4 separate regions of the Homo sapiens genome follow, and all the other regions are linked to region 4. A link is a loop called in an ENCODE intact Hi-C map of the cell type or tissue named here. Cell type or tissue: PC-3. All regions are shown on one strand. Links, peaks and the distances in the headings refer to the core of each region. The heading gives the core; the rest is flanking DNA. Region 1 overlaps SEMA3D (semaphorin 3D). Region 2 has its middle 260 kb from the start of SEMA3A. Region 3 has its middle 43 kb from the start of SEMA3A. Region 4 has its middle 79 kb from the start of LINC03017.

Region 1 (8,490 bases), core at 422-8,421, 570 kb before region 4:
TTCTTTTGTGCTGGTATTAATATTTCCAGCACAAGAGAAGAATACTGTCTTTGAGTATTTTACAACAGCGGGTAGAGACACAGATAAGTTTCCTGATTTATTTCCTACTCTCCTAGGAGCTAATCTGGCAAATTAAGAAAACTGGAGGCAGAAATAAATGTCCCCGTATGGTATGTTCAGGTGGGCTGTGTTAATACCTAGAAATTAAAAGTACATACATACGGAGAAAAACCCACTAGATTTCTAATACCTGAGATGTATAGCTGCCATAGGAGAATTTTCTAGAATTTGTTAAAGGAAAATAACTGAATATGAATGACCATCCGCTTTAGATGTATCATTTCCCTACACTTTCTCTTTTCTTTTACGAAATTTTTCTTTCCTACTTTACTCTTACCTACATACATTGCTTGGCATCTCATTATTTTTAGATCTGTGTGCAGCACAGCTATATGATATCAACGCAAAAATTCCACTGGTTTGAATGTACTGAAATAACAATATTTGATTCAAACTGTACTATCCTAAACCTCAGAGAGTAACTCTACCAAATCATTTTCATTTGTGCAAGCATAGTGGAGACGCAGACCTGAGATATCATGCATAGCAATTGAGAGGATAAAGATCTTGTCCAAACACTGGCAACATGCCATGAGGAAAAGCTGCCATAAGAAAAAATATATATTTTCAAAGATCATTTTATAGTCAATAGAAACCAGGTTTTCCTTCCTTTTTTTCCGCCTTAGATTTTATTACACTTAAACCATTTTTGTCGGAGCAATGAGGAAAATTCATATTTATTTTTTCTAAGTGTTCATATTTTCATTCAGCTATACTTTCTTGCATTAAAATTTCTAATTATTTAACAATTTGATATCAAAAACTACGGCTTGAATGTCATGATATTATTTCTTTGAAAACTTTGGCTACTGCACAACTACAGCTGCAAAGTCAAAAGTGATTTTTTCTTAAGTTGGAGGGCTTTTTAAAAACTGTGTGCAGGCAAAATCTTGCTCTGGGTTTGATTTTAATGATACACCAACCAGATTGAACCATAGGCATTATAAGCCTACTATGAATTGTCTTTGACTGAGCCTCAAACATGCAGCCTATAATTGGACAAGAGCTTTGTATCATTTGAGCTCCATATCCATTTTGAGTCCCTGCTTAATCTATTTAATGCAAGGTTCTTCCATTATTGAGTTGACGGATTCCGCTTGGCTGAAGGTTAAGTGCTGGAAATAATGACTGAACGTGCAGACTTAGATCTTTAGACCAACATCCAGTTAAGAATATGTTAAGTAAATGCAAAGTGGATAATATTCTAGGACGTTTCTAATCTCTCTGGTACAGACCTGGGACAAATAACTAAATATCCAGAAAGTATCAGTTTCTTAATACCAGACATTGAAAATTTTTGTTAAAGATAAAGATATTCTTAAATTATTTATAGAAAAACATTAACAGACTTTTAGTACAACCTCTTTGATATTTCTTCTAATTCATAATAAGCCATTATGATTTTATTGGTATAAAATTTGGGGTCAAAGTCAAATATTGGGACTAGTTCTAGTATCTTCAGCTCCCTAAGAATGACCCTCTTGAATATTTTGAGAAGTACATTATGTTTTTGGAGCCTTGTCATGATTCTAATTAGTGCCAAGTTTAAATGGTTCAGTTCCATGGAGACTGTTTCCAACTTCTCTAAAAACTGAAACAAAGAAAAGCACCATTAAAAAAATCTGTCCTTACTGTCAATCATTTTATTCTCTATGACTGCATCAATTGACTAAAGTTTTCCTCTCCAAAAGAATGCATTAGTCCATTGAGAATTCAAATGTGATAAAAGAATCGTTCTATACGAGGTACCTTCCTAAATTGCAATATGTTTAAACATAAAATAGATTTAGGATGTGGGAGAGGTGATATTTTCTGGAAAAAAAAAGTCTAATTATAAGGTGTTTTTTCCCCTTTATTTTTGGATAAAGGCACATAAAATTCATTTGATTTGAACCATTTTGAACTTTTTACTCTTACCACCAGGGGGCAGGTCATGCTAACTATTGATTTAGTGGATGCTGAAAGGCACATAAGGCAATTTTAGAAAGAAGTATAAAATTCCCTAACAGTTTCTTTGCAGACTCTTTAGGAGAAGAGCTGTTGAATTGTTCAAAGTGTAATTTTCACACTAATCATAAAAGAAACTACATAATTACAATTTCAAACTATTAAATACTTTGAAATTAATTTTTGTGAACTGTTTGTTCCTTTTTTATTTTTTAATTAAACATGGTTTCATTTGAACTGAAATTATAAATTACTCAAAGGAAATTGAAAATAATGGCTTTCCACGTGTTCTCATGTTTATAGATCAGTTTCTTAACAGTTATTTCAAGTTAGATTTCAAATATCTTCATTAGAAACAATCTTCAGAAGAAATAATCTTCATAAGAAAAGAATTCACTATGGAAACATTATAAAATGCAGAGGTAATTTAGAAAATTTTTGAAGGAGAAAACTGGGTTTAAATTTATTAGAGGCACGCTGCATTTATTTACAAGTACACATGATTCCATATTGACTCTGTTGTCCATTCATTTAATATTATTGATGATAAGCTATACAAATTTTATTGGAAATAAGTGTGAACTTCTCAGGTGCATAAACAATGTCTTTACTTTCCTCCACATTTATTTTCAGTGTCCAAGCAAAACCTATGACCCACTGATTAAGTCCACCCGAGATTTTCCAGATGATGTCATCAGTTTCATAAAGCGGCACTCTGTGATGTATAAGTCCGTATACCCAGTTGCAGGAGGACCAACGTTCAAGAGAATCAATGTGGATTACAGACTGACACAGATAGTGGTGGATCATGTCATTGCAGAAGATGGCCAGTACGATGTAATGTTTCTTGGAACAGGTAAGCTAAAACTAGATTAGGATTTTTTCAAAAGGAATTTTTCATTATTAGACAAAGAGAAGAACAACTTCAAAAATATTTATTGGTCAAAATAAAAATGAGTAATTATTAGATAAAACCTTGTCAGCATTTCTTAAAATTATGTAGCTTTTAATTGATAATCATAAATATCTCCCAACTTCAAATCTGAGATTTCAAAATGTATTTGACAGCAATGTGTCTACTCTACATTACATGCTCAATACATATTTGTTGAATGATTTTGAACTACAATTAAACAAGTAGGGCAAAGTAATGTTTATTTTCAAACTTTGCCTTTCCCTCTCTTTGCAAGTATATTCCCAAAAGATTCCTTCACCTGATTTTGAGAATCACTGACTTAGTTGACTTAAGATAGATTTTCAGAAACATTAAACATTACTTTGTAAAGACCTTTAAATAGAAACTTCTTGGAGATTATCTTTCTTCTTGAATTTTGTGCATTAAAATGTATTTCCTAGACTCAGATTTTAAGCCCATTGTATTTTTTCTTTGTCTGTCAACTCAGTAACTATAAAATGATTAAAATGTTTTTATAAAAAGAAAAACTTAATCTCAAAAAAAGTAAAAGTATTAGCTAATAATGTCATGGGAATTCTACTGGCAGTAAAGATAACATGTATCATTAAAACAAAAGCACTGTATTCCATATCATATTATATAACTTAATGGATCAAGCATTTCATAAAGAATTAAAAATTAAGAATTTTCAACAAACAAGACTTTTTATTAGAATAGATATTTAAGAGTTCAAAACAATTTTAGAATAATTTTATTTTTAAAAATTATGGATCTTATAGAAGTTAGGTTTATTAGGAAGTATGTGTGTGACGGAATCAGAGGACCTTTGTCATTGATTGTCAAACCTGATTATTTTGAAGATGGCAATTCCACAAACCAGAAAAATAAGGGATATTCCCAAGACAAAAGAGATGGCTGTTGAAGGGTCAAAAGTAGAATTAATTAGTTGCTATTAATTCCCACAAGTTTGACGCTTAATTTGTACTGTCCACCCAAAACTAGGTGTTCAACAGTTCACTGCAATGAATGTCATTTAGCCACTAGGTGGTAATATCTAACCTTTACTGAGAAAATTATAGACTGCTAAGATAGGTTTTTAATTTTGACATTTGGAAAAATGTACATTTAATATTCTTTAAAGATCCCAGAGTTATTTAAAAACAATTAAATAATTCAGACTATTTTGTGCGAACAGGATCATTATTATATACGTTACTATACTCCAACCCCAGTGCTCAGAAGTTTAAAAATGCCTATATTATATAAATTAAAGTGGGATTTTTTTTTTCTTTTTCTAAACTGTTCTTTTAATTTTCTTTCTGTACTAACCTGACACTTCATTTAATTTCAATGTAAGATGATGTATTTAAGATACCTCTTTTAAATGTCAATTTTTGGTTTGCATTATCAACCTTGTATTAAGTTGAACTTAAATAATTTTAAACAAACCTTCCATTTCTCATCTATTAATAAGGATTCTGAAGATAGAATACATTTGAAGAGTGAGCTACAATTTCCCTCAGATAGCTTCAATGATTTTTTTGTTCATTTGACAACATTATTAAAAGAATATATATCTGTCTTTCATGGTGAATTGGATATAATAACTACTTAATAAATATATATTACATGGAAGGAAGAGAGAGAATTTGTTATTTTAATATATTTTTAACTTTTTCAGTTAAGGTCCAAAACGTTTGCTCTATTAACGTTTCAAACAATATTTAAATTATACATATATATCTATATATTACTTTTGTTAAGAATATACTCTGAATATGCATCCTTTAACATTCTCTCTATAAATGGGTGTTCTACTAGCTAAAAGCTATATTTTGGGAGGACAAAACTTAAACATTAAGCTTCAGTTCATGCATGTTTCATTTAATCTGTTTTTTGAAAGGCATTTAAAGAGAAGTGAGGGGAATGATTTGCAGGTTTCTAGGGATATGCTTACCACTAATTTTTGAGATAGAAACAATGGGATCATGGGTTATGCATTTTTTCAGACATTGGAACTGTCCTCAAAGTTGTCAGCATTTCAAAGGAAAAGTGGAATATGGAAGAGGTAGTGCTGGAGGAGTTGCAGATATTCAAGGTAAGACTCAGTCCAGAGTGCCAGGAGAAAAGATGTTGAAACTGAGTAGCGCTTGTTATAGGGCACCCTTGTTTTAATACATCATCAGGTTACCTGAAGAAGCCTTTGAAATTAGCTTTCTTAGTTTTCTTTTCCCAAAGCAGTGGAAAAAGTTTTATAAGCGACTAGGAATGGGACTCACCTTCCTCTGTAGAATACCGCTGAATTCAGGGCTCCCGGGATTGCCTCTCATTACTGCATTCTCTAAGCATATAGTCAGACAAATTGCCACATTAAATGAAAGCCTGGGGTCTCTTTTACTATCCAGATGCTTTTCTACTTTATAAATTTTACTTTTCAATTTTTCCCCAATTGAATTTGAGAAAAATAGACCAGTGTATAAATCATGTGTCCCTGCTTTTCTGTAAGGAAATTAAAAAAATATATAGGTTGCATCATAGTAAGTCTTCATGTATGCTAAACTCCTCTCACCCGGCAAAAAGAGTTAGTAGATCTAGAAGAATAGTTCTCCAGATTTGGAGAATGTCTTTGACTTTTAACAATAACTCTCAATTGTGGCATGCTTTGTAAATCCTCAGTAAAATTAAGTTTACAATTATTTGCTGATTGTAACATTTGAAATACTTTTTTTCTCAGAAAAACTTTTTTAAAAATATGCTTTGTTTATTATAACATTTTTATTGAGACAGTTTATTAAAATGGATTGTTTCCATGTAAATAATGCTTTAAAAGAGAATAAAGCCTTCCTCTGTGAGGGGCTCAAGTTAATTAACATGCTGAGTTCCACAGGATCCTGTTTATGTTGTGATGATAATAGTGGTCAAGGAGTTAACAAGAACAAGACCTGCTATCTGGTGTCTACCAAAACAAAATCTTGGGTGGTTCCTAGGGGAAGGCCAGATGTCAAACATAAGTGTGAACCCAGAGGCCAAAAATACAGTGCCTATAACACACATAAGCACATTAGAACAAGTCTCGTTCAATGGTGTTAGACAGTGGTCAAGAAGAATTACTTGGATTCTGCTGTTAAAATTACATAAATGACCAGCTTTTGTTTTCTTTTCTTATTGTAAAATCAGCTTTATTGAGGTATAATTGAGATACAAACAAAAAACTGAACATATTGTATGTATATAATTTGATAAGTTTGGCCATGTTTTTAAAATTGATAACAAAAATGCTATTTGATAGAACTTTCTCACTGAAATTTTTTTTCATATATTTCTTTAAATCTTTAACATCTAATACTGCTTGTCAATTAGCAAATATGAGCTGGTGCTAAATGAATAAATAGTAGATAGATGATAGGTAGATGGAAAATTTTTTAAGCCATCTTGTCCTTTTTAGTTTGTTAGCTTTTGTGTTCATGTTTCTGATTTTATCTTGCATGCATTGAGCCATATTTTTTTACAAACAAAACTAGCCTTAGTTCATATTGTGAAATCATGTGCACCAGTATTGTGTAGTGTTCCGTAAAGAATATGATCATCCACAAGGAGCACTATAACTTCTCAAAACTCTGCTACTTAAACAACTTTTTGAACCACTGATCTAAGTAAGAGCAGAAAGAGGTAATAAATAATTATGGAGATGTTCTTGTCAACACTAGTTTGACTTATATGGAAGCAGTTAAGATAAGCAGATTTAGAAGAAGAACACTTGTGAGTAACTGGGAACAATTTTCAATGCAGAGTATTTTCTTATACATTTAAGTCACTTATCTTTAATAAGATACTACAAAATAACTTTTTATCATTTCTGTTAAGGTACAATCACTACATTTTGGAAGAAAATAGCAAACAATAAGAACTTTATTTCCTTATGTAACAGAGACTTGATGTTTACTTCAGTGATATATGGCATCAGATAAAACAACATATTGTTTAATATAAAAACCTGTTAATGATTATCTTTATTGACATTTAACTTCTATTTTCAGCACTCATCAATCATCTTGAACATGGAATTGTCTCTGAAGCAGGTACTTTTTAACTTTTGTATGAAAGTTAATCACAAAAGCAATGGGCTGCTTGAATCAAACTTTATTTGAAAAAAAATCCATTGAAATTGGGAGTTAAATTTTAAGAAATTTAAAACATTATTTGTTTCTCTTGTAATTCATTAGAGACCATTGTTTCAGCCTTGCCTTGGGAGAAATTGAGCCAAATTTTATTAATTGAATGATGCATTCTCCCCTTCCTTTGGATCTTAAAAACTGAACTCACTTTCCTAGTCTCATGAGAATGTCATTCTATCAAGCCCATTAGACATTCATGTAGAATATCAACCCTAACCATTACAAAGGGTTTTTAATCTGGGGGTCTAGGAGTTAGAATATGAACTGTGGTGGCAGCCCAACAGCCAACCTTCCACATATCACATAATATCGAACTCTCAGAATCAATTTCCTCAACAGTAAAGTTAGAAAAACAATATCCACCTCCAGAGTTTGTTGGGAGTTTAAAGAGGATGCTTCATGCAACATTCTAAACAGAGAGCAGGCACATAAGTGTAAAGTAAATGGTAACTAATTATAATAATAGTAATAATCTTTAACATTATTTCATAACTCTCTGATATGATATTCCAAATTACAATTGTTTCAAGAGATTCAAACTGCACTATTATTTCTATTTGCACCCCCAAGATATAAGAAAGCCATATGACATGTTCAACATCAAGGTGTTGCTAAAATTGACTTAATCTATTACTGTTCCTATGGCAGAGTGATTTTTTTAGGAAATTATCTAAATAGTTTTCTTCTTCAGGGCTTTGTCATTTATTTGTTCATTCACTTATCATTTATTTCTTGAAGGCCTAAGGTGCTTGGAGGGTACATGAATGAATGAATAACATAGCTCGCCATTAACCTCCAGAAGCTCACAGTATAGCTGAGTGTCAAAGGAAGACACTTACACTGCACAGTAATAATAGAGTCTAGAAAGACAGAGACAAGAAAGTGGCCTAAAGGGAGCCAGAAGGAACAGGGAAAGATAACTGAAAGAAGAGACATACAGCTTGAATTATGAAGGATGTCATAGTTAACCAGATATATTAAAAGGAGAATGGAATGGAGGAGTATATGCCAACCAGAAGGGGAGAATCTTTGCAAAAGTGTGAAGAGTGAGAGACTATAGCTTATTGTAATAAGTTTGTGTACAATTAGAGTATGGATCATATGTGTGTTCAAAGGGCAGGAAGGCTAGAAATGAATCTGGAGAAGTAAGACAGAACAAGATTAGGCACAACTTTATATATCTTTATATATCCTCCTAAGAAGTTTAGCAGCATATCTTAAAAACAATGAAAGCCCCTGGATGCTTGGATAATGCTCACCTGTAGTGCAGCTACTCAGGAGCCTAGAATGGGAGGATACCTTGAGCCCAGGAGCTCAAGTCCAGTCTGGGCA
Region 2 (8,490 bases), core at 140-8,139, 520 kb after region 4:
CTATTGCCTATTACTTGAATAAAGAGCAGCTTCAGTAAGTTTAGGGTATCTCCAGGAAATATTCTAAAAATTAATGTTTAAAAAGCCACACAAAGTAGAATAATCTTGTATTCAACAAGGCCCATTATCTAGTCCTCACATGCTCAGAAATCTGATCTGCCAGATTTCCAGAGCTTATGTACTCAGAGATGCTGAATCTAGGGTACAAAATTCAATGTGGAAAGCAGAATGATAATTTACTAATTTGCAATGATAAATATAACTGTGAATGAGATAGAAAAGCATACAATGGGAGGTTTCTATTTACCATGAAATCAGGACAAAAGGAATTAGTTATATGATTCAAATGTTTGAGAGCTTCAGGCTATGAGTATTGGAACCATCGCTTCTTCATTAAAAAGAAAAAAGATTTGTTAAATATCTCTTATATATCAGTATAGCACATAAGCATGTAGGTAATGTTTCTTGTCTCAGGGTGGTTGTCATGGATTAAGTAAGGATAACAATTAAGTATACAATACATAAATCAAGAAAAATATCAAATAGTGACTACAGTGGGTTGAATAGTATCCCTCCATAATCCATGTCTACCCAAACCTCAGAATGTGACCTTATTTGGAAGTAGGGTTTTTGCAGAGGTCACATTGGATTGGGGTAGGCCCTAAATTGAATGACTGGTGCCCTTATCAGAAAAGGAGAGGATGCAGAGAGGCACACATAAAGAAGAGGCCATGTGAGCTTGGAGGGAGGCAGAATTACTTATGCTTCCAAAAGGTGAAAAATGCCAGGAGCCACCAGAAACCAGAAGAATCAAGGAAGAATTCACTTCTAGATCCTTTGTACAGAGCATGGCCCTTTCAGCACCTGGCTTTCAGACTTTTGGTCTCTAAAATTGTGAGAGAATAAATTTCTGTTGTTGTAAACCATCTAGTTTGTGGTAATTTCTTATGGCAGCACTAATACAGCAGTGATCCATTGGAGGTAAAGAATTAGGAAGATAATTATATCATAGAAAATCAATGAATGAGACTGATTCTGGGGTTCACATGAAAATAAAGAGCTAGCCACAAAAAAGAAAAACAGGAAGAATGCTCAAAATAGAAGAAATGGCAACAAAACTCCTAAGTGTGGCAAATTTAAGGAACCCAAAATGAGGCTAAAGCTCAATGGACTAAGGATAGAAGGGTAGGAGACAGGTGAGAAAGGAATTCAAGATTCATGTAACATAGGAATTTATACAGATTTTAATTCTAAATCCAATTTGAAAATGTGTGAAAATTTGAAAATAAGCAAGAAGTGGACTCAGTATTTAACATTTAAAAAATTCTCTCTGATTTCTACCTGGAAAATGTATTTTGTGTTGTTGGCTTTTCAGTTTACTAGTGAGTTGGGAGAGTTCCTTGACCACCCTCACAGGACTTGCCACGCGGGTGTGGCTCTCTGTTTGAACAAGCTCTCAAACTCTCTCCTTTGAACAAGCTCAAACCCTTTATGGGAGGGCGAGCACGCAGACGGGCAGGTGCAGGAACCAAGGGGAGCGCTTTTGGGCTCCAGCCCCATGGCAGCATCTAGGAGTGGATGTCTGACACTCCTGAAGCCCAAGTAGGCCTGAGTTACAGTGCGCTCTTTTAGTCTTGCCATCCACGGATGGCTTAAGTGTTAGACAGCTCAGTGAACCCTCTTGGCACCCAGGTCCAATCCAGCATCCAGGAAGAATCAGGTCGCACACAGACTAGAAGGGTGAAAGCTGGGGTTTTAGTAAGTGGTGGAGGTGGCTCTCCACAGAATGGATGGGGAGTTGGGAGGGGAATGGAGTGGGGAGATGATCTTCCCCTGGAGTTTGGCTGTCTAGTGGCCAACCTCCTTTCCAATAGTCCCCAGACAAACTCCTCTCGGCATTCAGACACTCCTTCTCTTCTCTCCTTCGAAATGCCCTGCATTTCTGCTTTTCATCTGTTCGGCCGCTTCTGGAGCCTGGGATGTGGAGTTTATGTGGGCACAGGATAGGGGGCATAGCAGGCCAAAAGGCAACTTTTTGGGCGTGAAAACAGGAATACCTGTTCTCATTTAGGGCCACGGGTTTCCAGGCTTGAGGGTGGGGCCTTTGCTGGGAAACTGCCCTCTTCTACCCAGTATTTCTGTCTCCTGTCTTTATCACTAGCATACAGTCATAAAGAGGAATGGCTTGGAGTAAGCTCAACATGCTATTTCCAGACCTCTTAATCCTGTCTTTGGCAGCATGTTTTAGTATCAATACAATGACAGTAGAAAAATGGAAGAATATTAAGGGCAGACGACGCCAACACCAAATACAAGTAATTGTCATATGAGTAATTGCAGCCTTCCTCTCATTTTGTTTTTCATCCACTCTCAGAAGCAACTGCTGGTTTTCCAAACAGAGTGTGATGAAGGGCTAAGACTCATAGCTTATCAATTGATATTACTGATATTGTAATTTTCTTGAACTAAAAGTAAAGTCCTATTTCATTATCATTTATATTATTTCTTATAGACATAGCCAGTTAGCAATAATATTCTTAGCTAACTACATCTGAGAATTTGAGATTTCCTAAAAAATGGCAAAAAAATGCTAACATGAAATGATTGGTACTGAATATGCTGTCCAAAAGGTTTGTTATCTTTTGTGATATAACTAAATAAACAAACAATAATTTACCTGTACAAAAAAAAAAACAAAACACCAAACTTGCATGCTATCAATCCCTGTGTTAATAAGAGTTCTGAATATTTCCAATGGGTAGTTTCAGAATTTATGAAATGGCTAAAAGGAAAACGAATAACAGGTAAGTACTTTGTTTTATTAATAAGAAGCAGTGATGTAGATATGAAAAATAACTTCTTGTGCTCAAGTGACTTTCCCAGCACATAAAATGGAGAATAACAGCTAGCGAAGGCGTAGTTCTTTGGCCACCTTACTTCAGGAAAGAAAGAAAAAAATATATATGGGGAACTTATGCTCACCTAGGGAACTTGCTCTCATCAGCTAATTTTGAGAACAGGAAAAAGGAAATTGCGTCCCAGGCAGCTTGACATGAGACAATGGGTCAGTCTCCTTATTGCTTAAACATGTAGCATTGTGCTGAGCTGTTCTGCACTTTTCTTCTCACAAAAAGCAGAATCAGCCTGAAAGACCAGTGAAGATATTGCAAAAGGAGGATTTATTGAGCTTCATTACATCTTGAAAGGATTAGTTGCACCTGCACATAAAGAATCTCTATTGGTTCAGATATACAGGCTGAAGGCGCCTTCTTTATTATACTTCTTTCAAAGGAAGATATTTGACCCACACTCTTGACAAGTTTCAAAGCCTCCAGGTTCACTGCCGAGGAGCAAGAGTGCCATCTGCTGGTTAACAACATTGAGCACATACAGAAGGCTTTGAATCTCTTCGGAAAGAAAATTATTGTTCAAAGAATTTTCATTTCTTTGAAGCTGAATTACAGAATAGCTAAAAATATCATTTCCTCATGAAGATATTACTCCACTTCCAGTTGCATAAAATGAAGTAAAAATGCACTCTAAAAAGTAAAGTGGGATGAAAGGGGAAGAAGGAGGACAAAGGGATGTATTTTGACAGAGAACATTAACAGCAAAGTTAATTTTACCGTGAAGAGAGGGTCTTTTTGCTTCATTTCCTAAATAGTTATTTATATTTTATTGTAAATTCCTTTAGGTAAATTAGCTATTAAGTAGTGTGGAAATTCTTGATGGTTAAAACATGTTCTTGGCCGGGCGCGGTGGCTCACGCCTGTAATCCCAGCACTTTGGGAGGCCGAGGCGGGCAGATCACGAGGTCAGGAAATCGAGACCATCCTGGCTAACACGGTGAAACCCTGTCTCTACTAAAAATAAAAAAAAAAATTATCCGGGCGTGTTGGCGGGTGCCTGTAGACCCAGCTACTCGGGAGGCAGAGGCAGGAGAATGGCGTACCTGGGAGGCGGAGCCTGCAGTGAGCCGAAATCGCGCCACTGCACCCAGCCTGGGCAACAGAGCGCGACTCCGTCTAAAAAAAAAAAAAAACCATGTTCTTTACTCAAGGACATTAATATTAACATTCAAATTAGAGCAAGCGTATATCAAAAATATAACAAAATTATAAAATTGTTTTATTAATGTTAAATTATCTTCATAACGTCTTCTACTTAAAACCTAATTTATGCATGGACACTTTACACTTTTTTCTCAATTTCTGACCTTTAATTTTTAATAATGTCATTTAAACATCCATGCAGTAAAAAATTATTACATTGAAACAATTCTATTCCATCTACAATATGTACTGTGTTTCTAAATATACTTGCCAGTTCCACAGCCCCCACCTAACCCTCGTTTCCCATAAATTTTTCACAAAACTAAGTTGTGATAGTTGTAGCCAGGCCCTTCCCAGAGCTCCTTTCCGAGGACTCCCTGCCTCACACTTCAGTTGCAGGCTTCTTCAGAGATTCCTCAGCTACAGCAAACTGACTGCTCCAGTTCCCCTGTCCACCCACATCTGATGACTGCTGGGGTCAGGAATATAAAAGCCAGCCAGTTTGACTTAATTTGGGACTCCTCTGATGTGCCATTGTAGCTCCAGAACTTCTTGGAGGGTTGATTCCTGTCAACTTCAACTTCTTACCTTGAGTTTGGACTTTGTCTTGGCCCAGTCCTACTTTCTTACCCTCCTGTCCACATGGGATGACCCCAATAGTATTCCCTGGTGAACACTTTGCAGGAACTCCATCTCCTGCTTCCAGAGAAACCCAAACAGCAATTCAAGCTGAAAGACAGCCCTGTTGTGACCATGTGATTTTGTTTTGTCCTCTTCTATAGAAAAAGGCTTTATTCTTTAACTTAATCAAAATATCCTTCTCTCTTATCAAATCTTATCAAATCCATATTATACTTTTAGATAACTAAAATGCTACAAAATATATAGTGTTTGGCCATCATGTCTATTTTACATCATTGAAATATTTTACATAATCCTATATGTGTGTATGTCTATGTGTTAAAATACTGATATATTAATCTAAATTTTAAAATCTGAATATTTTATTAGAGCAATGTTTTAAATTTGAGCTGATGTTACTGTAGAATATGAATGTTTATGTATTTTAAGCTAATATGTGCCATAAAGAATATATGCTTTTCATAACTTGAGATGGTTGAAATATTTTATCTTTACAAGTTAATAAAGTGGTACTCAGTACCTTCAGCTTTAAAAAAAAAAAGGCTTTTTCTTTCAAGAACTAGAATTTTAAGACAGAAGAAAAATGCCCTCTAGTGGTAAATATTAAGAAAATACTTTTTAGTGTATTAAATTAATATGTTTAACAAATATTTATTAATTTTCTACTATGCTTTGGTTGCTCTGGTTAAGTCCCAGGACACAACTGTGAATAAAATAAAAAAGGGTACAAGACCTCTTCTGATGTGCATTACGGTGAGAATAAGACAAACTTTAAAAAGAAAACAATTAAAATAAGTCCATATTTAGTGTATAAAATGAAGGGAACAAACAAGAATCTGAGATAGAGAACAGTGAGAGGAAACTTGCTTTAATTATTAAATGCCATTTATGCTAGTATTTCTAGGAAGCGTCAATCTTTTAATTTATATTTTGTGAACTAAAGGTGGTTGTCTTTGTTGCTGTTCCTTTTTTTAAAACATTCAAGACACATGACGGTGTAAAACTAGAATCTCAAATCAAAAAAAGAACCTGGAGCTAAATCAATTGTCCAGGGACATTTTGGAATACTAATTCATATACACAACACACCTAAAATTTTGCAGAGTAATTTTTCAGGTTTTGCAAAACAACAAAGAAAAGGAAACCCACCATATTACCAGTAGGAGGGATTCACAAATGCATAATAATTCAGAGCCCTCCTCTCCACTACAAGAAAATAAATAAAACTCATGTGAATTCCCTAATCCTATCAATTAGATGAGCAATGGGGAAAAGAAAAAGTTTTTCCAGATCCTACAAGATCCCACTGCCTCCATCATTGATATTCCCTGAACTTGTCAAAGTTAGTCCCAAAGTTAAACCTAACATGCTGCTTACAAATTGTCCCTGGGCAACTTCAATCTCCTAAACACATCCACAATTCTAGCGTTTTTTACAAGTAGTTCAAGGCCGGGTAAGGATAGTTGCTAGAAGAGGTAACTCCTGAAATCTCAGTAGCATATTATAATAAAAATGTGTTTGTTTGCTTGTTTGTTTACTTTAGTCCATGTAAAGTTCAATGAAGTGTTGCTGATGAGGAGTGGGGAGGAGTAGAGAAGGGACGTATTTTCCTGGAAGCCCTAAAGGGTCTCAGGTTATGGAAGCTGTAATACTTTCAACTCATGCTCTCTCAGGTGAACTTGGGCATCAAAATCCAGCTTGTAGATGGAAATGTAATCACACAGATAGTCTGAGTTGCATGTATCATTTCACTGCCATTCTGTGGCCAGTAGTTATTTACAGGCAACATCTTACTGCAAGAGAGTCTAAAAACAGGTCATTCATATTCCCAGGTAGGAGAAGAAAACAGAATGACAAACAGCTACACATCATTATATAACATTTCAGAAATATATCCACCCATTAGTTTGATTATCAAACAGCAACAAACTTGGAGTATCATTTTGTTGATAGCTAAAAATTGATTTAAAGAAAGCTTCTTTATAACAAATTTTTATGGTTAATAAAAAACAATTTATGTGGAAATGAATAACAGTGTTAGTTTGAATTTTTAATAATGTATATGCATTTTGAATTTTAAATTTTTAATGTGTATCTATCCCTAAAGAATGCCACAAACTCTCAAAGCCTTTCTAAATGACTACTTAAATAATTTTATGGCTGGGCACTGTGGCTCATGCCTGTAATCCCAGCACTTTGGGAGGTAGAGGTGGGTGGATCACTTGAGGTCAGGAGTTAGAGACCAGCTTGGCCAACATGGTGAAACCCTGTCTCTACTAAAAATACAAAAAAAATTAGCCAAGCATGGTGGCAAGCGCCTGTAATCCCAGCTACTTAGGAAGCTGAAGCAGGTGAATCGCTTGAACCCAGGAGGCAGGGGTTGCCACGAGCTGAGATCGTGCCACTGCACTCCAGCCTGGCAACAGAGTGAGACTTCGTCTCAATAATAATAATAATAATAATAGTAATAATAATAATAATAATGTTATAAAATATTCTACATCCTGGAAATATTATCTAATAAGATCACTATGTTATCTCTACGTTGTGCCATATATATGCTTTTAGTAGGAGACTACATACATAGCTTAATGCAAAGTATTTGTATTAAGGGAATTCGGAGATTCTACATACAGAGTCAGGCCTAATGGTGATAATATTTTAAAGTATACTGAATCTAAATAGCTGAGTTTCCTGCTCAAGCAAAAGCTATGTAGACAAATGAGCAGTTAGGTTGTAATATTGAAACTGAACATAGATAGCTGAGTCCTTCTTCATGCTTAATGATTGACAATGGGCATATTGTATTGGGTAGTTAATGCTGTGGACTAATACACTTTATAACCAAATCAAGCTCGATATTTTGTTTATGTGTCTCTCCTCTGAGTAGAAGAGTTTTCAATGTTATTGGAATATTCAGGATGTTGATTTCTACATTGCATAATATTAATCACCCATGGATTTGACTTGAAGCCCAAATCTGAAACCACTCCTCTATTTACATTTTTTCTTAGCATCTTTTTCATAGCCTTGCATACACTGACATTATTCCAAGCTATAGTCCCCTCACTTTTATATCTGGCCACTTCCCACTATTCAGCCTCCTGTGCAGGCTAAAATCCACTTTTATTATAATAATTGGTACTCTCCCAAACATACAATGATCTGCAGTGTTTCTCAGCCCTTGCCTGGAAGATGCTTTTGTGCCTTTTAAAAATGCTACAATTCTAGCTCAAATGGTACCTCTATAAAATCTTCTCCAACTCTTTCTCCCACCAAAGATTTAGCATCTCCCTTGACAATGATCTCACAAAATTACAGTGCCTTTCCCAACGAATTTTGTGTTTGCCTACCTCCCCCAGTACAATGAAAGCATCTCAAGGAAACTACCTTTTCTGTGGTGTGCTTGCTTCGCTAACTAGAATATGGCTTAGAAGCCAGTTACCTGTGGCTTATGGGCAGTGATAAAACTTTGTAAGTGATAAGACAATCAAAAACAAAAAGAAAGCACACTGTTTTGGATGTCTCTAGGCTGGATTTAGGCTGCATGCTACCAGCTTGAAATGCCCTTGATTAAGGTGAACTTACCAAGGCCTGACTGTATGTGTTTTGACAAATGTATTCTCAGTGCCCAGCCCAGTGCCTGACCCAGGATCCAAGATCAAGAGCTGTTAATAAATAACCAAATAACTGATGAATCAATGAAAATAAATGGGGAAAGAGCTTATTATTACACCAAAAGCATAACTGATTTTATTTTTGAAACATATTTTGCCCAACATCACATGCTGTATCT
Region 3 (8,490 bases), core at 142-8,141, 220 kb after region 4:
AAGAGCCTGTATAGCCAAGACAATCCTAAGCAAAAAGAACAAAGCTGGTGGCATCATGCTACCTGACTTGAAACTATACTACAAGGCCACAGTGACCAAAACAGCATGGTGTTGGTACCAAAACAGATATATAGACCAATGGAACAGGACAGAGGCCTCAGAAATAATGCCACAGATCTACAACTGTCTGATCTTTGACAAACCTGACAAAAACAAGTAATGGAGAAAAGACTCTCTATTTAATAAATGCTTTTGGGAAAACTGGCTAGCCCTATGCAGAAAACTGAAAATGAACCCCTACCTTACACCTTATACAAAAATTAACTCAAGATGGATTAAAGACTAAAACGTAAGACCTGAAACCATAAAAACCCTAGAAGAAAACCTAGGCAATACCATTCAGGGCATTGGCATGGGCAAAGACTTCATGACTAAAATACTAAAAGCAATGGCAACAATAGCCAAAATGGACAAATGGGATCTAATTAAACTAAAGAGCTTCTGCACAGCAAACAAACAAACAAAACACAAACAAAAAAACTATCATCAGAGTGAGCAGGCAACCTACAGAATGGGAGAAAATTTTTGCGATCTATCCATCTGACAAAGCCTTAATATCCAGAATCTACAAGGAACTTAAACAAATTTACAAGAAACAAATAAACAACTCCATCAAAAAGTGAGCCAAGGATATGAGCAGACACTTCTCAAAAGAAGACATTTATGCGGTCAATAAACATATGAAAAAAAGCTCATCATCACTGGTCATTAGAGAAATGCAAATCAAAACCGTAATGAGATACTATCTCATGCCGTTAGAATGGTGATTATTAAAAAGTCAGGAAACAACAGATGCTGGAGAAGATGTAGAGAAATAGGAATGCTTTTACACTGTTGGTGGGAGTGTAAATTAGTTCAACCATTTTGGAAGACAGTATGGTGATTCCTCAAGGATGTAGAACCAGAAATACCATTTGACCCAGCAACCCCATTACTGGGTATATACCCAAAGGATTATAAATCATTCTACTATAAAGGCACCAGCACATGTATGTTTATTGCAGCACTGTTCACAATAGCAAAGACTTGGAACCAACCCAAGCACCCTTCAACGATAGACTGGATAAAGAAAATGTGGCACACATACACCATGGAATATTATGCAGCCATAAAAAAGGATGAATTCATGTTCTTTGAAGGGACGTGGATGAAGCTGGAAACCATCATTCTCAGCAAACTAACACAGGAACAGAAAACCAAACACAGCATGTTCTCACTCTTAAGTGGGAGATGAACAATGAGAACACATGGACCCAGGGAGGGGGACATCACACACAGGGGCCTGTCAGGCGGTGGTGGGCTAGAGGGGGCTAGCATTAGGAGAAACACCTAATGTACATGATGGGTTGATGAGTGCAGCAAACCACCATGGCACATGTATACCTATGGAACAAACCTGCCCACTCTGCACATGTTCAGCATTAGTACCACTGGATCCAATCAATGTGTTAGCTGTCCCATGCTTCTTTGCGAGGCTCTAAGGGATAATCTCTTCCTTGCCTCTTCCAATTTCTGAATTTATCTTCCCTCTCTCGTGGCCCTTTCCTCAAGTCAGCAATGTAACATCTTCAAATCTTTCTTTCTACTTCCATCTTCCATGGCCTTGGCCTTCTGGGTATATGCCCAATCCCCCCGCCCTCTCTCTTATAAGGACATTTGTGATGACATTTAGGGACCAAACAGGGATAACAAGAAATTTCTTTATCTCAAGATCGTTAACTTAATCATATCTGCAAAACTTCGCCACTCAAAGTAACATTCACAGTTTCCAGGCATTAAAGATCTTTGAGTGGCCATTATTCAACCTACTAAAATCTTTTTTTAAAAATTATGCATAACAAGTTAAATATTTGCTTATGTATTTTTAAGACTTCTTATAAATCTCTCTCCCATCTTTACTCTCCATTTGAATATACTATAGACTAGTTTTGGTGTTTGTTAGTTTTAAAATATTTACAAGCAGTATTGTTTCTTTTGGGATCCTACAGACCAACCTACCACTTGGGTATAAATTGGTAATTTGAAACACTTAAAAATTTATAGGATACTGTGGCATTATAGTTATATATATTGCTTTTAATTAAAACATTCTTCTAACATTAGTCTGACCAATGAAATAATAGAAAATATTAATCTACCATACTGCATCACAACTTAATATTTATTTGGGACAGGTAAATTTTTTATGACCTCTTTATTTCAAATCAGAATATTCTTTGACTAGACTCACAGTGACAGTAATAAATGTGTATGCATCTATAACATTCACAAAATCAGTTTCATTAAGATGGCCTCCAAAGATGGTAAAAATTAGTATGTGGTTTAGCTTTAAGTCCTAAGTCCTCTAATTTAGTGTATCAGATCATTTTATTCTTAAAAATATGTTAGAAAAATTACAGTTGTTTTTTTACGATCCAATTTCTAAACTATAAAAAGAAATTGCTAACTATAAAATATAATTGGCACTGCATTTTTAGTCAGAAAGATAACCAGATGCTTTAAAAATGAATTCATTATACAAGACTCTCAAAAATTGTTCTGTAATTATTCCCTCAAGTAACAGTTCCAGTATTTCTAAAATATTATTTATTACCCATGTCTTCCATTTCTCTTTCATATTTGGGTGTAAAATGAGTATGCCACTTGGCCACAAAAAGTGGATTACTTACAGAGTATTTAGTGAGTACAATTGCCCATGGGCAAAATATTAAATTTATTTTCAACAAAAGCCTTTGCTTGATTGTTTTAGATAAAACACCTAATGTTTTACAAATCAAAAAATAATTTCCTTATGAGAATTAAACTTTTGAATAAGTAGATAATTAAAAAACTATTAATTTTTTAAATGCTTGGTTTTACCTAAAGCAAATATTCACAGTTGCACAATCATGAAATCTTGCAGACTATTCTGAAATATGTTAATGTATTATTTTTATTTTTAAAAACTTATTTTAATATTAGCATTATGATATAATTATTTTTGGTCTACATTCTTTAAGTTTTTAGGTTTGCTACATGGCTTTAAATCATTGTAGTTTTTGGCCGGGCATGGTGGCTCACGCCTGTCATCCCAGTACTTTGAGAGGCCGAGGCAGGCGGATTGCCTGAGGTCAGGAGTTGGAGACCAGTCTGGCTAACATGGTAAAACCCTGCCTCTACTAAAACTGCAAAAAAATTAGCCAGGTGTGATGGCATGCTCCTGTAGTCCCAGCTACTCGGGAGGCTGAGTCAGGGGAATTGCTTGAACTAGGGAAGTGGAGGTTGTGGTGAGCTGAGATCATGCCACCGTACTCCAGCCTGAGCAACAGAGCGTGACTCCGTATCAAAAAAAAAAAAATTATTGTAGTTTTCATGATATAGTTAAAAGAGAGAGATGCCTACATGTGCACTTTTGCAAACAGTTTTGTATATGGAATGAATTATTTAAAATTGTTTCAGAAAACAGAACTATTGCAGAAAGGTTTTCCATCTCTATATTTACTTGTAAAAATTAAGTTAATATTATGTATGAGTGATTATCAGTAATTTATTCATAAGCTATTATTTCTCCTCACTCCATTCTTTAAACCACAAGTTTGGAGGAAGCCGATTTAAATACATGAATAAAAATTAAGTGGTGTAGACTTCCACTGTGCCTACTGTAGATTATTCACTGTCCTGTACTCAAGTTCAGTTGAAAATTGGTTATTCCACCAGGCACGATGGCTCACACCTGTAATCCCAGCACTTTGGGAGGCTGAGGCAGGCGGATCACCTGAGGTCAGGAGTTCAAGGCCAGCCTGGCCAACTTGGTGAAATCTTGTCTCTACTAAAAATACAAAAATTAGCCTGGTGTGGTGGTGGGCACCTGTAATCCCAGATACTTGGGAGGCTCAGGCAGGAGGATCCCTTGAACCTGGGAGGCAGAGGTTGCTGTGAGCCAAGATCACACTGCACTCCAGTCTGGGTGACAGAGTGAGACTCCATCTAAAGAAAAAAAAAAATTGAATATCCTCTGGGGCACTCTCATCTATTGTTCCCCAAAACACCCATACTCCACCAAATCTGGCTTCCTTAGTACTTCCAATACAGCCTTGCTATTCCTCCATAGAGATGGTGGCCTATGATAGTACTGTCTTCTTTTTATGGTTAAGTTTTCTGTTAGGACTTCAGTCAACAGGAATTCCCACACTAATCTGCATTCTCACAGAATTTTTTAAAGGCATTCCTGAAGTATGTTTCTATTAATTGGTTGCATCTGGGTCTCAGCACAGTATGTTAACTATAGTAAACCATAGTGACTAAAGGCATAAACTACAGAGCAGGATGTATGTTCTGTGATTGAAACTCAGCTCAGATTTCATGAATCACTCATGAAACTCAGTGATTTCATGAATCACCCTTTGCTGGGTGATTCATGTTAAGAAGTTATTTGGTCACATCATGCGTCAGTTCCCTTATCTATATAATAAAGACAATAATAGTATCTATCTTGTCACAGTATAAGAGATGATAATGTAAACCACTTAGAAAAATGGGTGGTATGTTGTAAGCATTTAATATTACTTTTGTCTGTCCCTCCCATACCTCTCATCTCCTTCCTCCTCTCCCTTCTTCTCTTCGTTCTTCTTCTCTTTTATTGATTATGAACTTCTTAAAGACATTTTCCCTAATACTATGTCTTGTATGTTGTATTAACTCAGTGAGTAGTAAGTTTGAGTAAGACAATGAGTGGCTAATTGCTTAATAATGAAATTTACCTGTTGATATAAACTATCTCAAATCTTAATCTTAAATTTGATAAGTTAGACTGTGGTTGCTAAGAAATTGGTGCTCAGAAATTCACTTACCTACATATGTTTGTCTTTTCCTTAACTCTGGGATAAATTAAACACATTTTGTTTTCAGCATCATCAGTTTCTTCCTACACTTAGTTGCTAATTATGATTCAGGTGTTAATTATTTTAAAAATATGTTTTCACTATTAATGTTGGGCATTGCTTTTCCCGATTTATTTATTTGGTCGTTTTAAATTTTAGAATGTAAGTTTAACTTCCTTCCCTTCCTTTCCAACACAGTTAAATTTATTTTAAATAGAATATATATGATATTGCTTTAAGTATATCACTTACTGCCATTTTTTTTCCAGGTAATTAACACAATCTATCCTTTTTAAGACCTCTGCTTTGAGGGTATTCACAATCATGAAGGTGACTCACATATAGAATTAACTGAAATATTTTCTACCTCAGATGTACACTCCATAAATGACAGGGGAAGAGAGATTTGTTCAAGGTATTGGAAGATAACACACTTGAATTGGTTTTGATAGACTGAGGCAAAACGATCAAGAGAGTAGGGCAAAATCAATAATTACCTGTATTCCAAGTGAATTTCAAACTCTTTTTCTATATCAAATTAATATCATAGATGGAAAAGTCTTGCTCTTAGGAGAATGGGATTAGTCATTAGTGACTAATAGAGTATTTGCGAGATAAAGATAAACTATGCATGGAAAAGGAAGTTAAACAGGAAGATTGCAATAACATCTTGGAGGAAGGGCCTGAAATGCCAAACTAATATTTTAGTAATGTTCATTTTCTCTTGCAAAGAGAGGCAATCATATTCAGAATTTTAGCGAATTAATACTGATGACTGTGTAACTGAAGGGAGAGTTAGAAACTTCTGTTAGGAGGTTATATTGGATATCTAGGATAGAAGTGATTAATGTCCAAATTAGTCTAGTATAACTGGGAACATAAAGGAAATAACACCTCATCTGAAACTTTACTTCATTCGCCCACTGACAAATGTGTGATAGACACATAATCAATACAGATGTGGTGACTAGCTAAAAGACAGGAGGAAGAGGAAGTTCAAGAAAACTAAAATTTTTAACCCAAGCAAAGGAGAGTGGCCAGTGGTGCACTTAAAATTGAAGGCATAGGGGAAAGTTTGGAAGAGAAACAAATGAATTCTAATTTGCACCTGTGCAATTTGAGGTGACATCAGGCTGGTTTTGTGCAGTAAACAGTAGCCAATTAGGCATGTGCCTTTGATGTTTTGATAATGATTTGAGAATCATCCAGTGAGGTTGATACTTGAAGTTGTGGGAGGAAAATAGATTAGTTAAAAGTGTGTAGGGTGAAAAGGAATACACCCTAAACATGGGGCCTTAGGAAACATCTGTTCTTAGGGGCCAAGTGAAGGAAAATAAACTGGTGAAAGAGCTTGAGATGCAATGGCATAAAGTATGGTCTAAAGTAGCTATGTTTTCATGAAGACAGTATACTCGACCATGTTAGAGTTCTCTTTGTTGCCCAAGAGTAGAGGGTACTTGGGTTGGATAATAAGCTCATTGATAATTGGTCTTTATGAGAACCACTTTAGTAGAATAGTTGGAGTGAGGAAAGTAGATTCTAGTTTGTTGGGACACAAAATGGAGAAGAGGAATTAAGAATTAAAACAATTATACCCAAACTACTTTTTAAAAAAATTAATAGCGTTTACTGTATCATTTTTCTTATTCCAATAATATTTATTCATGCAGATATTTCAAGTAATATTGAAAATATGGAGAAGAAAATAAAGAAATAAAGAAGAAACAATAATATCAAAAGTAATCAAAATTTCAATACCAGAAATCAATAATTATTGATAATCCAGCTAACATTTTTCCAAACTACAAAATACATACAATTATTCACATACAAGACACTTATAAATGATTGCATATATTAAATATAAAGTCATGTATATAATCATATGCATCATACCAGTTTATCTTTCATTTCACTCAGTAATACAGAAAAATATCTTGTCATTATTAATATAATGTGCAATTAATGAATGCATACTAGTCTACTATACTTACATAGTTTATTTAACAAGTCCATTATGAACAATTGAAAAAATACATATTTGTACACATATCTGATATTTGTCTTTGGATAATTTGCTAATAATGGCCTTCCTGTTTTAAAGAATTTATTTTTAAATCATTTTCGTATATATTACCTAATGCCCCTTCAGAATGTTTCCATGAAGTTGCGCTCTAGACAAGTTGATGTAAAAGTTTCCCCTTATGCCACATGCAGAGTAAAAACGCAGGAAAACAGCATGGGGATATTAACTGATATTAGTTAGAATTCATCTGTAATAGAATTACCTTTGTAATTTGACCTTCTCCAACAATGCTCAGTACTCAGTAATGAAACTACAAAAGATTACCCTAGATTTGAAAATTGAAATGGCACACACACGGCAGGCAGAAGGTCAGAATGAGTAATTAGTAAATCTACAGATATATAAAATAAATAATGAAACTGCCTGCTATTAAATGTAAAAGGAATAAGCCTGCAGTGAGTGTTGGGGCTGGAATGGAGGGGATAAAACTTATAAGAATAGAAAAAGTCAAGAGAAACATATGGGTAAAATAAAAATCGAGGTCTTTGGAGTTGAAGACGCCCAAGCGCAACAAGGGTATGGTTCAAAGACTCCTCAGTTTGAATGTTAAGAACCAGAGCAGGAAGGGTAATCAAAGAATATTGTGATCACAGCAGATTTAGATCAATGAGCAAAAGAGAACCCCATGTAGTAGAGAGATAAAGACAAATCAATGTAAAGAAGGCAGCATAACTGAATATCGTGTGTGTCAAAAGTAGAAAAGTTACTGATAAATGATGCCAGGGCAATGGTCTCAATGTGGCAGTGAGGATTAAGAGAACACTAGCCTCTTCATGAGCATGAGTGTGGAAGGGTTTTAGGGTAAATAGCACCACCAGAGTAAGGTCAGGTTTTGGTTCAGGTGAGAAAGTGGGGACTTTATTCTAGGAAAAGATTAGGTTGTAGGATTTTTAAAGTATTTAAAAGATCCAGAATTTAGCTAGAAGCAATTCCAGTTTAGAAGTAGAGAATGAGAACAAATGATATAATGGCCATCACTAACACCCCCCATCCCCTGTAAAACAATGTATTTACTTTTTATGCAGGTTCCTATTGACATCTTTTATTGTATTATGGTTTTCATTATAATAAACAAATGAACAAATAGGACTAATTGTGGTTCTAAAATACTTTATAAAAATGAGGCTTTTTTTTTTAGTATAGAGCATCGGTTAGATTCACATGGTAGTCAAAATATTGTACATTTATTATTAATTCCATTTATCTCAGGCATTTGAAGAGCCAGTTAATGTTGCATTTCTACCAGGGCTCTACGCTTCACCAAAAGCACTGCTACATCTTTGCATGGCAAAATTTGCCAGACATAGTTTGGCCTCTCAGTAAATACAGTAAAGGTGTTGCTTTCAAAGTATTTTTTCTTTTGATTTAGTCAAACTGAATTGAAAACAGTAGGAAGAATCTACTCAGTTAACAATAAGTGTTCAGGGAATGGGACAGCACTATGGTATTATTGAATATATCATTACATGGTTGAAATCTTTCTCA
Region 4 (8,490 bases), core at 177-8,176:
TCATAATGGGTCAGTGGAAGTACTAAGACTAAAAGTCAGGTATACTTAGACCCTGGTCACTTACCAAGGTGGCTTTCTTCATTTCATTTACATCAGTTAATACATTTATTTGTTTATCTATCTGTTTGTTAATTTCCCATACATCAGTTAATGTATGATGTATATACTTGTTTTCATAGCTACATAACAAAAGTGAATTGTTTTGTCTAATAATTATCTATCTCTAAAGATTGGTTGACCAATATATTTGAGAAGAAATTAAGAATAGTTAGAAATGTATTTTCCCTTATTTATAACTAGGTATATTTGTATTTTCAAGTCAGAACACTTCAAATGGATAATCAGAGGTTAATTACATCATGTTACATTCAGTAAATGTAACAGTTGATTAAACAGCAACATTTGATATTATGTTTTTTAATCTGGCAGAAATGCCTCATCTGAACAAAATATTTTCTAGTTCCATTTTCAAAGGATTCACTGGGCCAAAACATCAATTCAATTAAAAGTTCTTTAAATTTAAATTACTTTAATTTTATAACGTAAGCACTATTTTTGAATTTTCACAGTTGCTAAAAAAAATGTAAAAGGCAAATCATCCTCTTCTAAATATCAAATCTTTCACCATTGACTGCAGCCCCTTACCTAATACTAACAACTTCCAAGGAGTTTGCTCTGCATGTAGATTTTGATTACTCATGAGAGAGCACAGGAGCTGCAAAACTGAAATTTGTAAAATTGACTTGGATAGTGATGAAATATAGAATGTATTGGTATATATGAATAAGAGTATATTTGTGCTTGTGGAATAACTGACTCAGGAAAACTAGAAAATTGCCATTTTTCCTATTCATCCACTCATCCTAACACTTCATTCCACACTAGCAACAATCTTACCAGATTTTTTTTTAATGGTACCAGTTATGTCATTGGGAAATTTGAGACTGGGGTCTACTTATTTTTGATACCAAAATGCAAGTATATTTATATAAGCAGTGCTTATATAAATATACTGCTTTGCTTACCCAAAGCAGTATGCTTGCTATCTGAAAACCTGAATTGGAGTATCCTGGCTTTATCGCTTATTAGCTGACATTAGCAAGTAACTTAGGGTCCATTAGCCTCAGTTATTTTATTTATCATCATAGTGGATATAAGAAAATTTAACTTACAAAATTGCTCAAAGGTTAAAAGGGTCTTTTTAACATATTCTACAAATGGATATATATTTGCCTTGTGTTTGTTTGTGTACCCCTACAAAGCACTGAAGTAGCATTTTAGATATTAAACGTAAATAAAGCCAAATATAACATGGTTCTTTATTTTTAAAAATGACAACTTTTTCAATTGAACAATTTACCAATGAAATTATTTTCTAAAGACTTTACTGTATGTTATAGTTACCTAAATCCAGGTATGCAGTTACCTAAATCAATATATTAATGATTATTAAACAATAAATATTTACGAAATGTAAATCTTTCTATTTGATTAATGTCAGACATCTAGTTTTACATGGTAGAATGATTATCATTTGATATCTGGCCCATTCAAAGTTAAATGGTTAAAAGATGGTGCTTTTAAAATCTCTTACTTAATCAGAGTGTCTGATATATAAATGCTAAAAAATTGATGAATGACTCCTTTATTGATTTAGAATTCCAAGAGTACTATGAATTAGATTATTCTTTGGGCTTTCAACACAGAATAACAGATTTTACCATATTAAGACTTTATCCACCACCTACTCCCCAAATCGACTTGATTTGAAGCATCCTATATGTTGGAATATCTAATTTATTTTTATAAGCATTTCTTTATAAGCACAGAGGATTTAAAAAAGGAGGATATTTTCTTTTTTTAATATTTTTTTCTCATAGGAGATCTTAAGTTGTGAAGCGCATGAAATAATTTAGAATATCATCTCAGACATCCTTACTTTTAGTCATCTCATTTGCAAGTGTTAAATCTACTTTAAGGCCTGAATTGCCAAGGATCACATAAATTGGGTAGCTGCCAAATTTCCATTTCAGTTTATGCTGTGTAGACAGAATATGTATCCATATGACCTTCATGAATCAGCTATTCAGCTGTCTCACAAGCTATTTCAGCTATTGCCTATTGCCAAGTAGGTAAGAAGAGATATTCATTAGCATGAAATTTAGAGTATTTGGTTACTACACTGGTTAAATCTTTTTCTAATTTTTTCCCTCTCCCATATATAAAATGAAACAGATGTTTACTTCCTGAAATTTGGAAACATTTGTAACTTTTAAAGTGGTTTACAGTTATGAATTTAAGAAAATTCTTATCACTTCGTTCTAAACTTAAGAATACTCTTAATTGTACACAACTGTATTTCTAATAAGCTTCAGACCAAACTATAAGAATTATTCACATTGAAATCATAGAAATTATCACTCTGAAAAAAAGTCTTCAAATGAAGAACTGAGTTTGCCAACTGTTGATATCACTAACTCAGCTTGCCTTCCTGAAATTAACATGTAATATATGTTACTATCACATACCTTCTAAGCTATTGTAAAGAGGTTATAAAATATTTTTATTAATCAAACATATATTGAACATTTAGAAATATTAGTTTAACATACAGCCTTTTAAATATTATTGTTCAATGGAATGGAAAATATTAAACAAAGTAGTTTTTAAATGCACTTTGTAAAATAAACATTGAAGTCATATTTGAAAAGAATGCATTGCAAGTATTTAACTTATACAATGTTTATGTGAAACTATATTTATTTTAATCTTAAACTACCTGTTTTATTTTTAACCTTTTTTAGAAAGAGCTATTCCTCCCCATCCCTCAACTTCATAAAAAATGAAAAATAAGAGTATTCATATTTCTGTCATTTTCTTGTTGAAAAACTATCTTTCAGATTTTAACCAGATTTCACTTTCTGATAGAAAGAATTAATATATTACAATACTATCTACTTAATTTGTAATAATTATTCAATGTCATAAAATGAGAACTATTGACCTACCAATGTGACCTAGCTACACATTCAGGTTCATTGAGAGCGTTTCATTTTTATTGTATTTGTCATATAGTTTTAAAGATTACATTAAACCTTGAGGTGCTACTTGTTAATATAATTAAAATAACTATTATATTTAGATTGTACATGAAATTACTAGGCTTATTCAGTCTCTTACTGGGTTCATATAAAATTAATTTTAATGTACTTTGACAGTTGTAAAAAGATTTAATATGATTAAATATTGTCTAAGTTTTGATCTTGCCACCAGATGGCAGGAAAAATCAGAGTCAAATAGTTTTTGTTGAACAATATGAATGAGGGTTTTTGTTTTTGTTTTCATTTTGGGTGTTTTTCTATCAATATTTTGTACATAGCCCAAGACATCATTTGTATTACATGAATATACAATATTTCACTGAAAATTATTTGTATTTTTCACTGTAATTGTACTATACCATTTACCACATTCATGCTATTGTTGTCATGAATTTTAAAATGATATTTAAAGTTACTGTTTTAGTAACATTCAAATTACTATAATAATTGGTACTGTGAATGCTCAGACTTGCCAGTGTCAAATAACTGGTTACTCAGCTCCTCTATACACAGGTGGAAAGAAAGTGCATGGAAAAAGTAACTAAGCTGTTACCTTAATGTTAGTAACTCTTTGGACAAGGCCAAGAAATGACTTATCTGTGTCTGATGTATGTCTTACTGTTTCACAGAATAAACACATTAAAGTCTTAGTATTACACAGCTTGACATCTTCCATAGGTAATTTAAAAAAAGCCATTACAAAATAAGAATAAAAAATGGCAAAAGAGAGAAAATATTCCCCAAATTGCAGCAAGACTCCACAGCTCTTTTACATTTTTACATTTTAAAGAAAAGAGTTCAGATGCCTTAACACTTTGAATATATGCAAGCTAGAGAATTGAGGCGAATATTTTAACAAATTACATCTCCATGTACTGTAAATAATTGCAGCACAGTAGCACATGTATTGTGGATACATTTTTATTGCTCTGTTAAGAATAATTTATAAGTCCACCTACTTCATTTTTTGATGCAGTAGTTTTCTTTATCTTGCAATAATATATCACTGTAGTATCAATAAGTTTAGGTATTACTTTCTTTTCTAGAAAAAAAAGTGTAACTAGAATTAAATCATCTAATCAAGTCAGTTTTTATTTATTGAAGTGATATTTGAACAACAGCTGTCCTCTGCAAATTAGCAAACAATTTTACACAAGTTTTTTTTGCAAAGAAAGGCAGACAGCTATTCTTAATAAGTTACAGAGTACTTATTACTGAGATAATGTACACGATAGAATATTTAATACAGACAATGTAGACTTTAAGTAGAGACAGGGAATGTGTCTCTCTGGTGACTCCATTATACACCATTTCTTGACTTTACTCAGAAGAAAGTAGCATTTCACTGTGTGAATCAGGATGCATTGTCTCTATCACTCAATAGAAACAAAGTCTCGGCCGGGCGCGGTGGCTCACGCCTGTAATCCCAGCACTTTGGGAGGACGAGGTGGGCGGATCACGAGGTCAGGAGATCGAGACCATCCTGGCTAACACGGTGAAACCCCGTCTCTACTAAAAATACAAAAAATTAGCCGGGCGAGGTGGCGGGCGCCTGTAGTCCCAGCTACTCGGGAGGCTGAGGCAGGAGAATGGCGTGAACCCCAGGGGGCGGAGCCTGCAGTGAGCCGAGATTGCGCCACTGCACTCCAGCCTGGGCGACAGCGAGACTCCGTCTCAAAAAAAAAAAAAAAAGAAACAAAGTCTCATGAACCATAATACTCCCTGAAATTAGATTCATCTCTCTTTCCACGTTTGTCACTGTTGAATTTGCTTAGCAGTAGGTATTCGATATGTATAAGGATACGACTATTTTTTTTCCTCCAGATTCCTTTGCGTTTGATAAAGTTGAGACAAAACACTGGAAGGTTTTGGATTAGGTTAACCTAGAAAATTTTAAAGCTATTACTAGTAAAAATGACCTGCTACAAATCTGTAGGATGTTACCATGCAAACTTCCAATGTTAAAAAGAAGGGGAAAGACTCTGACAGTGTATAAAGATTTACTTCCCCCCCAAAAAAGGCCCTTGTTTGCTTTCACAAATGGTCACACAGAGTAACAAGTGACCCAGTGCATCAAGTTCAGACAAGTTGCAAAACAAAAAGAAAAATGACACCTCTGGTCAATGACAGATGAACTTTGCATCCATCATAGGCTTGCTAGAAGGAAAACAGCTAGGTGAATTGTTGTTGCCGTGTGCAGTCTTTCATCAGCAACACCCTATGGAGGTGTGCCTGTGGCAAAATACATAGTTGTCCTGTGAGTGTCTAACTACATATTCTGGCTTTTAAACTCTTTTAAAACTATTTTTTATACATAGTAACATAACAGTATTAAAATTTCATGCTGAGAGCCGATAAAAAAGGAACATGTAGGTTTGGAAAAGAAGCATACCATATTTGTATTATCGATCATGCCACCATATATTATCTTGGTGAATGTTTCTGGGAATAACAAAATTCTCTCAAATGGCCATATCATACTCACAAAGTGTATGATACCTATCTGTTTTGCTGGCCATGTCAACTCTCAAACAATAGGATTCATTCTCCACTAAGGTGCCCATGGCCTTGCTGTTGTTCATAAAGGAAGCCTTATGGCACGTCACTCATCCAAAATAACATCTAAGTAGGTTCATATTTAAATTCAATTACTTTAGTACTGGCTATTTTTAAAAAATATATTGCCTTAAAATAATAACTTTTGAGTATATTTATTAAGTGATAATTCTGTTTTGCCAAACACTGAACTTTGAAGCCTTAAAAAGTAATAGGACAAATGTGTGATCCTTCTTTGAATGTTTTTATTCTGGCTGTTGTCAGGTGTGTAAAAAAATGGATGTTAAAGCTATATTTAAATAAGTAACAAGCAAAGAGAGGAATATAATTTTAAAAAATATATTTGAAAAACAAACAATTAAATATTTGCTACTAAATTCACTTATAGATTAAGAGTAGGAGAAGAAAGATTGCAAATTTAACCCATGTAATTGTTCCTTTATTTGTGGAAAATATAATGATACTAACAAAGGTTATGTAGACTACAGAGTTAAAAACAAAAATACTGGATTCCAACTTCATCAAACTAACTTAGAAGAGGGGAATTTAGAGGGATAACATACCTTTAAAAATGGGAACTATGTTCCTATTTGCAATGAAGTGTCCAATGAAACATGAACTCAACATAAAACTGAGTCACTGATGATTTTCCAACAGAAGTTTTGTCAAGGCGTATTTTCTGTGATAAATTTGCTGTAACTTTTCAAACCGTGTCAATTTGTAAAGTAGTTCTGGATTTCAAAGTTTGTAGAGGCTTTATAAACAAGAGAGCTTAGTTCCTTCTCCACTGAATATTCATGCTTCTATGAGGCAAATTTCTATCTATTGTCATACTCTATAAAAGTCATCACTATCATAGGTAAGAGTAATCAAAATCTCAGGTTAACCATTTAGTTTTGCTTTTCAACAATATTTTAGGGCTATAAACATCTTTAATCAATTTAGGAGTTATTTGTGATAGCTGGGCAAAATTTGTTCCAGAATGATTCAAAACTGACAACAGAGACTTTTCCCTATGACCTTGAATACTGGTGGAAGTGACTTTAAATATGACCCAAGGGGGAAGGAAAAAAGTATGTATATAGGGTTAGAAGAAATGTTATGTGTACACATTTTTTTTCTTAAGAGTTGGTGCTGAGAAAACTGGATATCCACATGAAAAATAATGAAATAGAACCTATCTTATATCACACACAAAACTCAACTCAGAATGGACTAAAAACTTAAATCTAAGAAAATGAAATTTTAAAACTCCTAGAGGAAAACATAAGGGAAAGTTTTATGACATGGGTATGGGCAGTGATTTCTTGGCTATGACACTGAAAGCACAGGCAACAAAAGCAAACACAAACTTGGAATTACATCAAATTAAAAAGCTTCTACAAAGCAAAGCAAACAATTAACAGAGTGAAAAGGCAACCTAAAGAAAAGGAGAAAATACTTGGCAGACTATATATTTGCTAAGGGGTTAATATGAAAACATAGAAGGAACTCTAACAACTCAGTAGCAGTAAACAAATAATCTAATTTAAGAAACTGACAGAGGAATTCAATAGATATTCCTACAAAGAGGACAAATAAATAGTCCAGTTTATGAAAAGATGTTCAACATCACGAATTAGGGAAATGCAAATCAAAAGCATAATGAGATATTTTACACCTGTTAGGATGTTGTAAATTTTTTAGGTCTAGTACAATGAGACAGAACCCTCCCACAATTCAGACAAAGTAAATTTACTACTTACAAATAGGCAGCAAGAATAAATGAATTCTATAATCAATGGCAAGCTAGTACTCCACAGTTTAGGAAAGCTTTCCAGAATGGATGGAGTCTTGTCTACATGTGCCATACATTGCATCACAGATGAGTGTTCCTCAAAGCACTAAGCTCTGCATTTTATAGCCTGAACACATTCATGTCACTGAGGTCAAGAGTTGCAGAAGGTCCTGTTCTGGGAGGAATAAGGACACAGCCCAGGTTTTTCCAGAAAGTTCCTCTTCATCTCAGAATGTGGCATTCTTGGTATATTCTGCCCAAGAATTGCACGCAAGAGTGGAAGAGCTTGGTCATCCAAGACCATCTGGGGCCCTATACTCCTGCAGATGTCTGTTATCAAAAGAGAGAGAGAGAGAAAGAGAGAAGTGTTGGAGAGAATGTAGAGAAATTGGACCCTTGTACTCTGTTAGTGGGAATGTGAAAGGTGCTGCTATGGAATTATGGAGGTTTCCCAAAAAAATTAAATATAAAACTACCTTATGACCCTGCAATCCAACTTTTGGATATTTATCCAAAAGAATTGAAGTCAGAATCTGGAAGAGATATTTGCACTTCCATGTTCATTGCAACATTATTCACAATAGACAAGATGTGGAAACAACCCAAACGTATGTGGATGGATGAATGGATAAAGGAAATGTTGTAATAGATGCAATGAAATATTAATTAGCTTTTAAAAACAAGGAAATCCTGCCATTTCAACAACGTGGATGGACTTTGAGGATATTATGCTAAGTGAAATAATTCAGCCACAAAATGACAAATATTGCATGGTTCCACTTAACATGAGATGTCTAAAATAGTCAAACTCACAGAAGCAGACAGTGGAATGACGATTGCCAGAGGACATGGTGAGGGGGAAATGGGGAGTTGCTATTTAATGAAAAAGTTTCTACAGGGTATATTTGAGTATATTTATTAATATACTCAACGTATATTTGAGTATATTATTGTCTCCCTCATTGTGTGAGGCAATTTACTGGTATAGCCATCTAGGCTGGGAGTTTTCTGTGTGGGAAGGATTTTATAATAAATTCAATTACTTTAATTGAATAA

The links. A loop is a pair of places that touch in the nucleus more often than their neighbours do. Peaks named below come from ENCODE experiments on the same cell type or tissue, not always from the same donor. Only the 100,000 strongest peaks of a DNase experiment are listed, where the experiment ranks them.
Region 1: it touches region 4 in a loop (5-fold over the local background); 5 of 110 quality-filtered maps call a loop at or near these places.
Region 2: it touches region 4 in a loop (4-fold over the local background); 4 of 110 quality-filtered maps call a loop at or near these places.
Region 3: a loop joins it to region 4, with 3.0 times the contacts of the local background. A loop is called at or near these places in 3 of 110 quality-filtered maps.

Annotation. Positions count from the first base shown.
Region 1 is chr7:85,016,824-85,025,313 of GRCh38, reverse strand. It overlaps SEMA3D (semaphorin 3D), which reads left to right. Exons shown (of 19, transcript NM_001384900.1): 13 at 2,701-2,923; 14 at 4,993-5,081; 15 at 7,021-7,062. Among named protein-coding and RNA genes, the nearest start is that of SEMA3D, 170 kb to the left of the region's middle. RefSeq lists a silencer at 6,507-6,801. In PC-3, for the core only: CTCF peaks have their summits at 2,027 (motif pointing right), 4,026 (motif pointing right) and 6,579; a DNase peak (open chromatin) is centred at 2,043.
Region 2 is chr7:83,931,130-83,939,619 of GRCh38, reverse strand. No RefSeq gene overlaps it. Among named protein-coding and RNA genes, the nearest start is that of SEMA3A, 260 kb to the left of the region's middle. In PC-3, for the core only: CTCF peaks have their summits at 3,365 (motif pointing left) and 5,262 (motif pointing left); a DNase peak (open chromatin) is centred at 3,339.
Region 3 is chr7:84,233,627-84,242,116 of GRCh38, reverse strand. It overlaps a transcript of SEMA3A not described here. Among named protein-coding and RNA genes, the nearest start is that of SEMA3A, 43 kb to the right of the region's middle. In PC-3, for the core only: no CTCF peak of the experiment used is centred there; DNase peaks (open chromatin) are centred at 4,396 and 5,546; H3K4me3 peaks cover 1,097 bases; H3K27ac peaks cover 4,918 bases.
Region 4 is chr7:84,449,543-84,458,032 of GRCh38, reverse strand. It overlaps a transcript of SEMA3A not described here. Among named protein-coding and RNA genes, the nearest start is that of LINC03017, 79 kb to the left of the region's middle. In PC-3, for the core only: a CTCF peak has its summit at 3,321 (motif pointing right); no DNase peak of the experiment used is centred there; H3K27ac peaks cover 749 bases.